Linked DNA regions of Mus musculus: region 2 is linked to region 1. A link is a loop called in an ENCODE intact Hi-C map of the cell type or tissue named here. Cell type or tissue: left cerebral cortex. All regions are shown on one strand.

Region 1 (5,000 bases):
CATTACGGAAGAGTTAAGACACCTCATATAGCAGTCTGGGCTCTTATCGCCCCTCAACAGTATCACTGAGAAACACAGTTGGAAAGGTAGAACAGATATTTAAAGGAGACTCTAAGGGTCAGCAGAGCTATGTCCTAGTCACATGATCATAACAATGGGCACGTCTGTTCAGATGTATTACCATATAACAACGGGAAGCCTGCCAGGTAGTGGTGGCACACACCTTTAATCCCAGCACTTGGGAGGCAGAGGCAGGCAGATTTCTGAGTTCGAGGCCAGCCTGGTCTACAGAGTGAATTCCAGGACAGCCAGGATTGGAAGCCTGCAGAACTGTGAGCATCGTGTTGGGAATTGCTGTTGTCAAATGCTCCTCCTCACAGCCTATGTGCACGTACACATACATGTCTCAAACTGGAAGACTGAGCTGACTAATCTCTGAACACCTAGAAGGCTCTCAGTAAACAGCGATGTTTGTGGGGCTGGGGGGATGGCTCAGTGGATAAAGCACTGGACATCCACCATGTAAATTTGTGGTGTAAGTAGCAGCTCCCCCCAACCCTCCGTGATTCCAGGGCTCTGAAAGGACAGGTGTTCTCCAGAGCAAGGTGATATCAAACACACAGGATAATAGATGTACCACAAGCTTACTGCAAGTGTCACCGGCAGCGGGGAGGTGAGAGAGGAGAAGGCTTTGCCTGAGGTGCTGTATGTTTCTCACTACGGCATTGAGAGCTTGTTTTAAGATTTGCTTTTATTTTATGTGTGCAAACGTTTTGTCTGCCACACATAAAGCTATTCAGATCTTGTAATGTACGCCAATGTACCATGTGCACATGTGAGTTACAGACAGCTGTGAGCCACCATAGAGGTGGTGGGAGCCCCGCTGAGTCCTCGGCAGGATCAGCTGGTGCTCTTATCTGCACGGCTCTCTCCAGCACCTGAGCGTTTGCCATTTTGATAGTTTTAAATTAAACATTTAAAAATGTATTTCAGGCTGGCAAGATGGCTTCCACAAGTTGTTCTCTTACTACGTGCACACCACACACACACACACACACACACACACACCCCACATACAGAGAGAGAGAGCGAGAGAGAATATAAAAATAGAAAGCATATTTAAATTTTCACCAAACATAAGGCTATTCAGATCATGTAATTTCCTTGTCCAAAACTCTCCAGTAAGATTAATTACAGCTTAGTAGCAGAGGGCTGTCCTGGCAAAGACACAGGATACAACATATACTCCTCCATGGCCCTCAAACCTTTTTTGATCTGCCTTTTGATGGCCACTTTGGTTTCATGTTGTCTCCTGATGATGATCTGTAGCCATGTGTCTGGCTTCCTGCTCTTGTTTTTGCTGCTCCCTGTCCCCATCCACCTCACATGTATGGTCCTTTCTCTTCAGGAAGATTTCAGCTTAGCCATTACCCTCTCAAAGGCTTCCCTGAACATCATGTGAACAGAGCTTCCACACACCCATGAGTAGAGGAGGGGAGGTGTAAAATGAGTGGAAGGATGGGTATGGGTAGATGAGAGAGTGAGTAGATGAGTGGGTAGATAGGTAGAAGGGTAAATGCATAGAGGATGGATAGATGGATAGGTGGGTAGGTGAGTGGATAGAAAGATGGGTAGATGGATGGGTGATGGATGGATGGATGGATAGATGGATAGGTGGGTGGGTAGATGGATGGATGATGGATTGGTGGATGGATGGATGGATAGATGAATAGGTGGGTGGATGGATGGGTGGATGTATAGGTGAGTGGATGGATAGAGATGGATGGCTATCACCCAGGCCGTGACTCCTTTGGGGTTTGCATATCAGATATCCTCCATATCAGATATTTACATTAGGATTCATAACAGTAGCAAAATCACAGTTATGAAGAAACAAAAAAATAATTGTGTGTCACCACAACATGAGGAGGTGTATGAAAGAGTCATAGTACTGGGAAGGTTGAGAACCACTGCCCTCGCTGCTCGCTTGCTCTCTTGGGTACAGCAATGCTAACAACACATACTGAGCCCTCACCCGGTCCCGTACTTAGCATGGTACACACAGCCTCACAGAGGACACATGTCACCTCATCAACCTGTTATAATTCTGCGAGATGCTTCCATGATCTCAGTTTCCCAGATGAGGTAGGGGCACTCAGAGAGGCTCTGTTGCTTGCCCCAAGGCTGGCAACTGCTGAAGTCAATGAAGAAATTATTCCACTAAGTATCGCTTTCTTACAGTGTGGACACAAAGGACAGGCAGCAATCAGCAGAAGGATGGGAAAGGCAGAAAACTTTTCTTGAGTCTTCTAATAGAATGTTCCAGTAGGGATCCGGGACAGCACCGATACTCAGATGGCTAATGACTGCAGAGGTGGGGGTGGACAGGGCACCCAGAGACCCTGGAAGAGTCTCTGAAGGAATTCTGGGCTTTCGCCTTAAGTATAGAGCCATTTCTATAGCCCTGCTCCAGATACAAAGAACTCCTTGGAACTCTGAGCCAGGGAAACCCAGCTTCTATGAAGTGCTGGCTCCATCTTCAGCCACACTCCCACATCTGATATCTAGATATTCGGGCAACTGCATAAAGGTAAAAGTGAGGAGGCCAAACTCTTGAAGGAAATGCCTCTATCTAAACGTAGACTAGGCCAAAGAGAAAGCAACCGGGACTGAGAAAGAGGCTCCAAGCCCTGCTTTGCTTGTGAGACCTGAGCCACCAGGGGGAGCCCTCCTCAAACTCAGGGAGATTTCGGTCAGTCCTCCAACTCTGCTGGAAGGGTGGGTGGCTATGGTGTCAGTCACTCAGACCTGGTTCTTAATCTGTGTGGGGGAAAATAAGTATAACGCAGGCGGAGATAACGTATGTTATCTGAACTTCACCCAGGGAGGGTGTGTTTCTTGTACACTTTGAACATGTCTAAGAAGAACAAAAGAAGGCATTTGGAAGCTTTCCTAGCACTGGGGGTGGGGGTGGGGTGGGGGTGGTCCTGAAAGGACCCTGTGCCCCTGAGGTGGACCCTCCTGGCAGGACACACTTCCAGAGGACTTCATGCTGAGTGCCAGGTGAAGGTGCTCTCAAGGTTTGGCTTCCAAATGAAAAAGCCTTAACTGTGTGGCATCACAAGTGACAGTCCTGGGTGTGGCTGTCAGGTGTGGCTGAGGTGCTGAGCATTTTTGACCTTGAACCTCCAGATTCACGAATTACGGAGAATCCCCCATCCCGGTCTGGAACAAGGTGGCTGTGCTTCCTGGTTTGTTTCAGGCGACCTTCCCCAGGCACTAAGTGTCTCTTCCCTCTCCCCTTAACTTTCTAGAGAACAAGGCTGGGTTTTGGGTGGACAGTTGGGGCCAGGCCTCTTCACTATCTCCATCAGACCTGGGGTGGAGGGCTTGGTGTATGCTGAACAAGGGACACTCGGAGGCTTTCCCTTGACCAAGACTGGAGACCCTCTGGCATCTACTAAAAGTTGTTTGTTTGTTTGTTTTAAAGTTGCTAAGCCTTTTGCCAACAGAATTACCAAGTCCCAAATCTCAGTAGTGCAATAGAGAAAGGCTGTTAGCCACACAGTAAGGAAGGGAGGTTTTCCAAAGGGGGTTTTGGATAAAGGGGAATAGCAAGAAAAGAGAGAACGCGCTAGAATGAGTGGTTAGGAAAGAGCACAGGCACAGGACAGGTCACGTGGACCAGAGGTCACTGGCCTAATCAAGTCACTCAGCTCCCCACCTGTCCTCGTTTATTAAAAAGACCCCAGGCTGCCCAGGCCCAAGCCAGATGGGGTTCCACCCAGTGCTGAGATGGAAAGTGGACTACGCTCCCCTTCGCTAACCCAGACTCTCTCTCCAGTGATAAGCACCCACAGAGAAAAGATTAGTTTTCTTCCGTGGAGTCTCAGCAGGTGTACAAACCACATTTAAGGGCAGGTCGAGCTCCGCGCTCCCTGGGTGGAGGGCCAAGCAGAACGCAACACTGATGAACTCAGTGTGGTTTTGGAGTTTTGTCTTGTTTTTGGTTTTGTCTCACAATACTTTGGGCACTTTTAAAAATCAAACCTTATGGTCTTCTGGTTTTAAATTTTTATGGGACTTCTCTCTCTGTGTGTGAATGTGTTCTCTCTCTCTCTCTCTCTCTCTCTCTCCCTTCTTTCCTCTCTCTTCCTTCTTTCCTCTCTCTCTCTCTCTTCCTTCTTCCCCCCTCTCTCTGTCTCTCTCTCTCTCTGTCTCTCTCTCACTTCTTTCTTTTCTTTCTTTTTTCCCCCCGAGAGAGGATTACAGGGTTTCTCTGTGTAGCCCTGGCTGTCCTGGAACTCACTCTGTAGACCAGGCTTATATGTGTTTCTTGCACTTTTTCTTTTGGCTCTTTTTTTTTTCTGTCTGTCTGTTTGTTTTTTATTTTTATTCTGGTTTGTTTTTATTTTATCTTATGTTATTTTTAAGTGTCTATTTGTTTCCTAATCAGAGAGAAAGTGAAGGTGTGGATTTGGATGGTGGAGAGAATCTGGAATGAGTTGGGGAAGGGCGACCCACAATAAGAATATTTTGTATGAAAATAAATCTATTTTTTTTAAAGTCCCCAAGGACCAGACAAGATAAATGAGAAAGAAACTAAATTTGCCCTTGGCACAAGAAGATGCTCAGGGATCAGAGATAGGGCTGACATTGTGGGATACAGGGATGAAGTTGCTGCCTGCATCTTACTCTCAGAATTCCAAGTAACTTCAGGAGTCTTTTCCTCTCTCCAGCCCCAGGGCATGCTGGGATGAGGGGTGGAGGACCAGGTACTCACCGCTATGGCTTTCTCCATCGCTGCCCACGAAGGAGTAGTAGTCATGCATTGGACGTTGGTATAGCTCTGAATCGTAAGTAACCAAGTCATCCGATGGCTGCCGAGAGAGAAAGGTGTCGAGCCTGAGCTGTTGAAGATATTCCAGTGAGGTTTAAAGCTAAGTTTGAGGCCTGTGACCTTCCCTGACTGGGGCACCTGGGAGCTGCCCAGCCTTTGC
Region 2 (5,000 bases), 68 kb after region 1:
GGTCAAAGGCCACAGGCCTGACTCTGACGATACCCAGCCAACTAAGACTCAGGATCTCCCATGCATATTCAAAACTTCAGACCAGACACTAGCCTATGAGACCCAGAGGTTCTCACTCAGGAAGATACAAGGGTGTCTGGGAGTTGGAAGCCACCCAGTCCTGTTCCCAATCTTCTCACAGCACCTGGGCCCTCCCACAGCACCCTGGAAGGGTAATGTGTACCTTCAGCATCTCTTTGTAGCGGCCCATCTCCGAGTGAGCTGTTACCAAGCAGCCCAGTACCCGGAAGCGGCCCACGAGGTCAGAGCCCTTCTCCAGCACCTTCATCCACACCTGCAGTGCCTTCTCTGTCTGGTTGGACTGGTACAGCTGCAGTCCTTTTTCAATCTGTTGCTTTGTCTGGTCCTGCCCCATCTTCCCACAGCCTGGCCACTCGGAAAGACCGTGGCTGGCTAGGTGTCTTTAGACCCTCATGGTGTTGGACCCACGGTGTCGGCTGATCTCTGGGGAGTGGGGGTGGGGGGAGCACACCAGGCAAAAAGCTAAGCAGGGCCTGGATGGACAACGGGCGCCACCCTGGGAACAAGGCTGGTTCAGCCCCTGTCTGCAGCTGTCCCTGCCAGTTGGAGCCACGTGGTTTCTGAGGAATGTCAGCAGCAAGGTCACGAGGGTTCCTGCTGCACCCACTCCAAGCTGAAAGGTGGCTGTCCCAGGGATATAGGCACTGCACCACCGGAGAACCTGTTTGGTGTCCCCTTTGACACTTCTGACACTGGCCTTGGTGCCCCTGGCAGGTTATGCTCTTTGGAAGCCTTGTCAAAGGCTGTCTGCCAGGATGCAGGCAAGCCTTAGGCCAGAGGTTTTGACAGCAGGAAAGCAGCAGGCAGGACACTTGGCATCAGGGAGAGGAGTTGAATGTTCGCCTTGCTGCTGATTCTTGGTTCTTTTTCTTTTGTTTTGTTTTCTTTTCCTTTTTCCTCTCTCTCTCTCTCTCTCTCTCTCTCTCTCTCTCTCTCTCTCTCTCTCTCCGCCTCCCTCTGTCTCTCCCTCTCTCCCTCTCTCTGTCTCTCTGTCTCTGTCTCTGTCTTTCTGCTTTGAGACAAGATTTCTCTGTGTACCCTGGCTGTCATGGAACTTGCTTTGTAAGCCAGGGTAGCCTCAAACTCAGATATCTGCCTGACTGCCTCCCAAGAGCTGGGACCAAAGGAGTGAGCCATTGTACCTGGCTAATGGAACATTCCACCCCATTCCCCCCAAGACAGGGTTTCTCTGCATAGCTCTGGCTGTTCTGGAACTCACTCTACACCAGGATGGCCTCAAACTGAGAGATCTACCTGTCTCAGCCTCCTGAGTGCTGGGATTAAAGGTGTGCACCATCACAGCCCAGCTTCACCTCTTTTCTTCCCAGTTCCTCCCCCATTTTATTTTCTCATTTTACCCATCACATAGACACTTACCTGGGCACATGTCCACACTGTTCCTAACAATTAGCCAGTTGATGGGAGGCCTGGTTTCCTCCTAACTCCCTTAAGCAAATCATGTAGCTCTCTGAGCCTGCTTCCTCCTCTTCGAGGCAAGGATAGTTAAACTCTCATAGTGGTGTGTGGCTCTCACACAGCACAGCACAGCACAGCACAGCACAGCACAGCACAGCACAGCAATGGGCACCAGCCTGGCCCTGCTTGCTGTATTTCTGTATTAGCTGTGTGAGCATAGAGAATTTGGGCACATTGCTGGCCCTGGAGAAGAAAGGTTAACAGCACCTAGTTCACAGGATTCCCACAGAACTAGAGGAGCTGCTGATTGACAAGGACTTAGAACAGTGTCTAGTGTGAAGGAAACAGTGTGTTAGTGAGAAGAGATGATACTACCTACCCCTTGACAAAATGATGACCAGAGGCCACAATTTGGTCCTTGAAGATTCACGAAGTGTCTCAATCCCAGGGGCTGGTGAGATGGTGTAACAGCATTTGCTGCCAAACATAACAACCCGAGTTTCATCCCTGGGAGTCACGTAACCGGACGAACAGACTTCCATAAGTTGTCCTCTGACTCCCGTATGAGTGTGTGCATTACACACGGACATGATAAATAAGAAAAATCCCCCAATTCCAATGCCAGCTGGTTTGACAGCATCTCTAACAGTGAGCTCTAATACCAAACACTGCAGCACACTGTCACAGTGGTGCTGGATTGCCGCTATCTTCAGAAGTGTGTACTCATGAGCAGTCCCCATCAGTCCTCCCTAATTATGGCTATCGGGTCTCTCCCGTCCTAGATCCATATCATGAAGGCCTAACCCCTTCCTCACAATGCAGCCAGCCGTATGTGGAAATAGTCTTTAAAGAGCTAGTTAAGGTGGGCTGTAATCCATTGCCAGGAGATATGACACCTTCATACATGCAGGCAAAACACCAATGCGCATACAATGAAAAAAAAATCATGTTTTAAAAGTTTATTTAAAAAAGAATCCCACCGGGCAGTGATGGCGCATGCTTTTAATCCCAGCACTTGGGAGGCAGAGGCAGGCGGATTTCTGAGTTCGAGGCCAGCCTGGTCTACAAAGTGAGTTCCAGGACAGCCAGGGCTACACAGAGAAACCCTGTCTCGAAAAAACCAAAAATTTATTTATTTATTTATTTTTAAAAAAGCTAATTAAGGCAAAGTGAAGTAGGTAATAGGGGCTGTGTGGATTCTTCAGGGGAAATATAAAGTGTCCTTTTACCAGGTAGACTTGGGTGGACCTGTTTTTTAAAAAGCATATTTAGCGTGTGTGGTGGTATATACACTTTCAAGGCCAGCACTTGAGAGGCAGGTCTACATAGCATAGCAAGTATGGTCTACATAGAAAGTTCCAGGTCATCTAAAGCAACAAAGTTCAACCCTGTCTCAAAAACATGTGTGTTGTGGGGCTGGTGAGATGGCTCAGAGGTTAAGAGCAGTGGTTGCTCTTCCAGAGGTCCTGAGTTGAATTCCCAGCAACCACGTGGTAGCTCATAATCTATACGGAGATCTGATGCCCTCTTCTGGCTTGTGGATGTATATGCAGCAGAGCACTCACATTGAACAAAATTTTTTTTAACAATTTTTTTATTAGATATTTTAACAAATTTTAAAAATTAAAAAAAAATATATAAAGTGTGCATGTGCGGGAGCTCACAGAGGTCAGAAGAGGACATTAGATCCTCAGGAACTGGAGTTACAGGCAGTTATGAGCAGGGGATTGAACTGCTGTCCTCTGGAAGAGCAGCCAGGCTCTTAACCACTGATCCATCTGTCCAGGCCCTGAAACTATTTCTTTGGTGCCCACCCAGGTTTACCCTGATTAACCGGTGTTCCCTGGAGCACGGGTAATTTAGGCAGTTCCATCGTAACACCCACTTGGTATAGGGATGAATCCCAGAAGCCTCATCACGGGACTCCTTGCACAGCTTGCAGGCAACCCCACTGAAGGCTCTCCCTCCCCCACCAATGATTGTAAGGTGGGACCACTGAGACACCTAGCGTTGAAACTTTGGTTGTTCTAAGGTCCTTGATCAGTCCTCACAGGAAGAGATCTTTGTTGCATTTTTCTGAGGAGACAGTTATCCTGGAACCGTACATGGGACACCAGTAACTGACCAAAGAAGGGATTTCACCTGTCTAGCTTGAGTGAACCAACGACTTTATTACAGTTACTTACAGGAGCAGGGTGACCAAAGGCAGCTCTTCGCTGGAAAGCTCACCCCAGCAGATGAGGACTTCTGTATTCCTGGAACCTCCTCCACAGCTTATAGTCTGACCACTGAGCCCTGTCCTCCCAGTGCCCGCTCACAGGTTGCATAACCTTACAGTTTCCTTGGCTTCCCAAGTCCTGAGTCTCTCTCTTTCTCCCCATTCCCTCCTAGAGTACAATTGAATTTGGAGGAAACAGCTTCACAATACTGGAGTGGGCCTTAACACCTATTATGGGAACTTAAGACACAGGAAGAAAACGTGAATCCCAGCGTGTGGTGCACACTGGAGACCAACTCAAGGCCATCTTCAGGTCCAAGGAATTAAGGCCAACCTAGGCTACAAAGGACTGTCTCAAAATGACAAATGACTTCAAGAGAGACCTATTCTTGACCATCTTAAATTTCTAGTTTCCAAAACTGAGTGAGTGTTCATGGAATTACCCACTTGGAATGCTTGGACCATGTCATGACCTTTAGTGAAAGGTTTTTTTTTTTTTTTAGGTAACATAACATTTGGGTAAGATATCAACACTTGTAAAGGTTTATTTTTATTACACTGTATTATTTTTATTATGTGTATGTGGGGAGGGGAATGCACCTATAAATGCAGGCATCTGTGGAGTTTGCAAGTGTTGAATGCCCATAAGTAGCTGTTCTATGAAGGAACATGGGTCCTCTTCAAGAGCAGTGAACAACATATATGTATTTGTTTGTTTATTTGATACAGGTTCTCTCTGTATAGCCCTGGCTGTCCAGGAACTATGAAGACCAGGCTGGCCTCAAAGAAATCACTTGCCACACCTGGCAGCAATGCAGGTTCTAAACAGAAGAGGTATCTTTCCATCTGCTTTGTTCTCTTCTTGGGGTCAGTGTGATGGTTAGTTTTGTCAACTTGACACAACCAAGAATTACTGGGGAAGGGAACGCTTTGGCTTCTGTGGTAGTTTGAATAGGCACAGCCCCATATACTCATGTATTTGAACGCTTGGCTCACATGGAATGGCACTATTAGGAGGTGTGGCCTGGTTGGAGTAGGTGTGGCTTTGTTGGAGGAAATGTGTCACTGAGCAGGCGGACTTTGAGGTCTTATAGGTATGCTCAAGTCTGGCCAATGAGAGACAGCCTTCTCCTTCCTGCCTTCCGATCAAGATGCAGAACTCTTGGCTCCTCCAGCACCATGTCTTCCTGCATGCTGCCATGTTTCCCATCATGATGATAATGGACTAAACTTTACTCTGAACCTGTAAGCCAATCTCAATTAAATGTTCTTTATAAGAGTTGCC

The links. Peaks named below come from ENCODE experiments on the same cell type or tissue, not always from the same donor. Only the 100,000 strongest peaks of a DNase experiment are listed, where the experiment ranks them.
Region 2: a loop joins it to region 1, with 2.4 times the contacts of the local background. A loop is called at or near these places in 11 of 42 quality-filtered maps.

The regions. Positions count from the first base shown.
Region 1 is chr2:91,099,310-91,104,309 of GRCm38, reverse strand. Spi1 (spleen focus forming virus (SFFV) proviral integration oncogene) reads right to left here. Exons shown (of 5, transcript NM_011355.2): 2 at 4,784-4,880. Among named protein-coding and RNA genes, the nearest start is that of Spi1, 5.1 kb to the right of the region's middle. In left cerebral cortex, a CTCF peak has its summit at 2,713 (motif pointing right); DNase peaks (open chromatin) are centred at 936 and 2,720; H3K27ac peaks cover 200 bases.
Region 2 is chr2:91,031,212-91,036,211 of GRCm38, reverse strand. Gm13777 reads left to right here and starts at 4,937. Exons shown (of 1, transcript XM_035096981.1): 1 at 4,937-5,000. Rapsn (receptor-associated protein of the synapse) reads right to left here and starts at 585. Exons shown (of 8, transcript NM_009023.3): 1 at 224-585. The coding sequence starts at 415. It also overlaps Gm13778. In left cerebral cortex, a CTCF peak has its summit at 3,042 (motif pointing left); no DNase peak of the experiment used is centred here.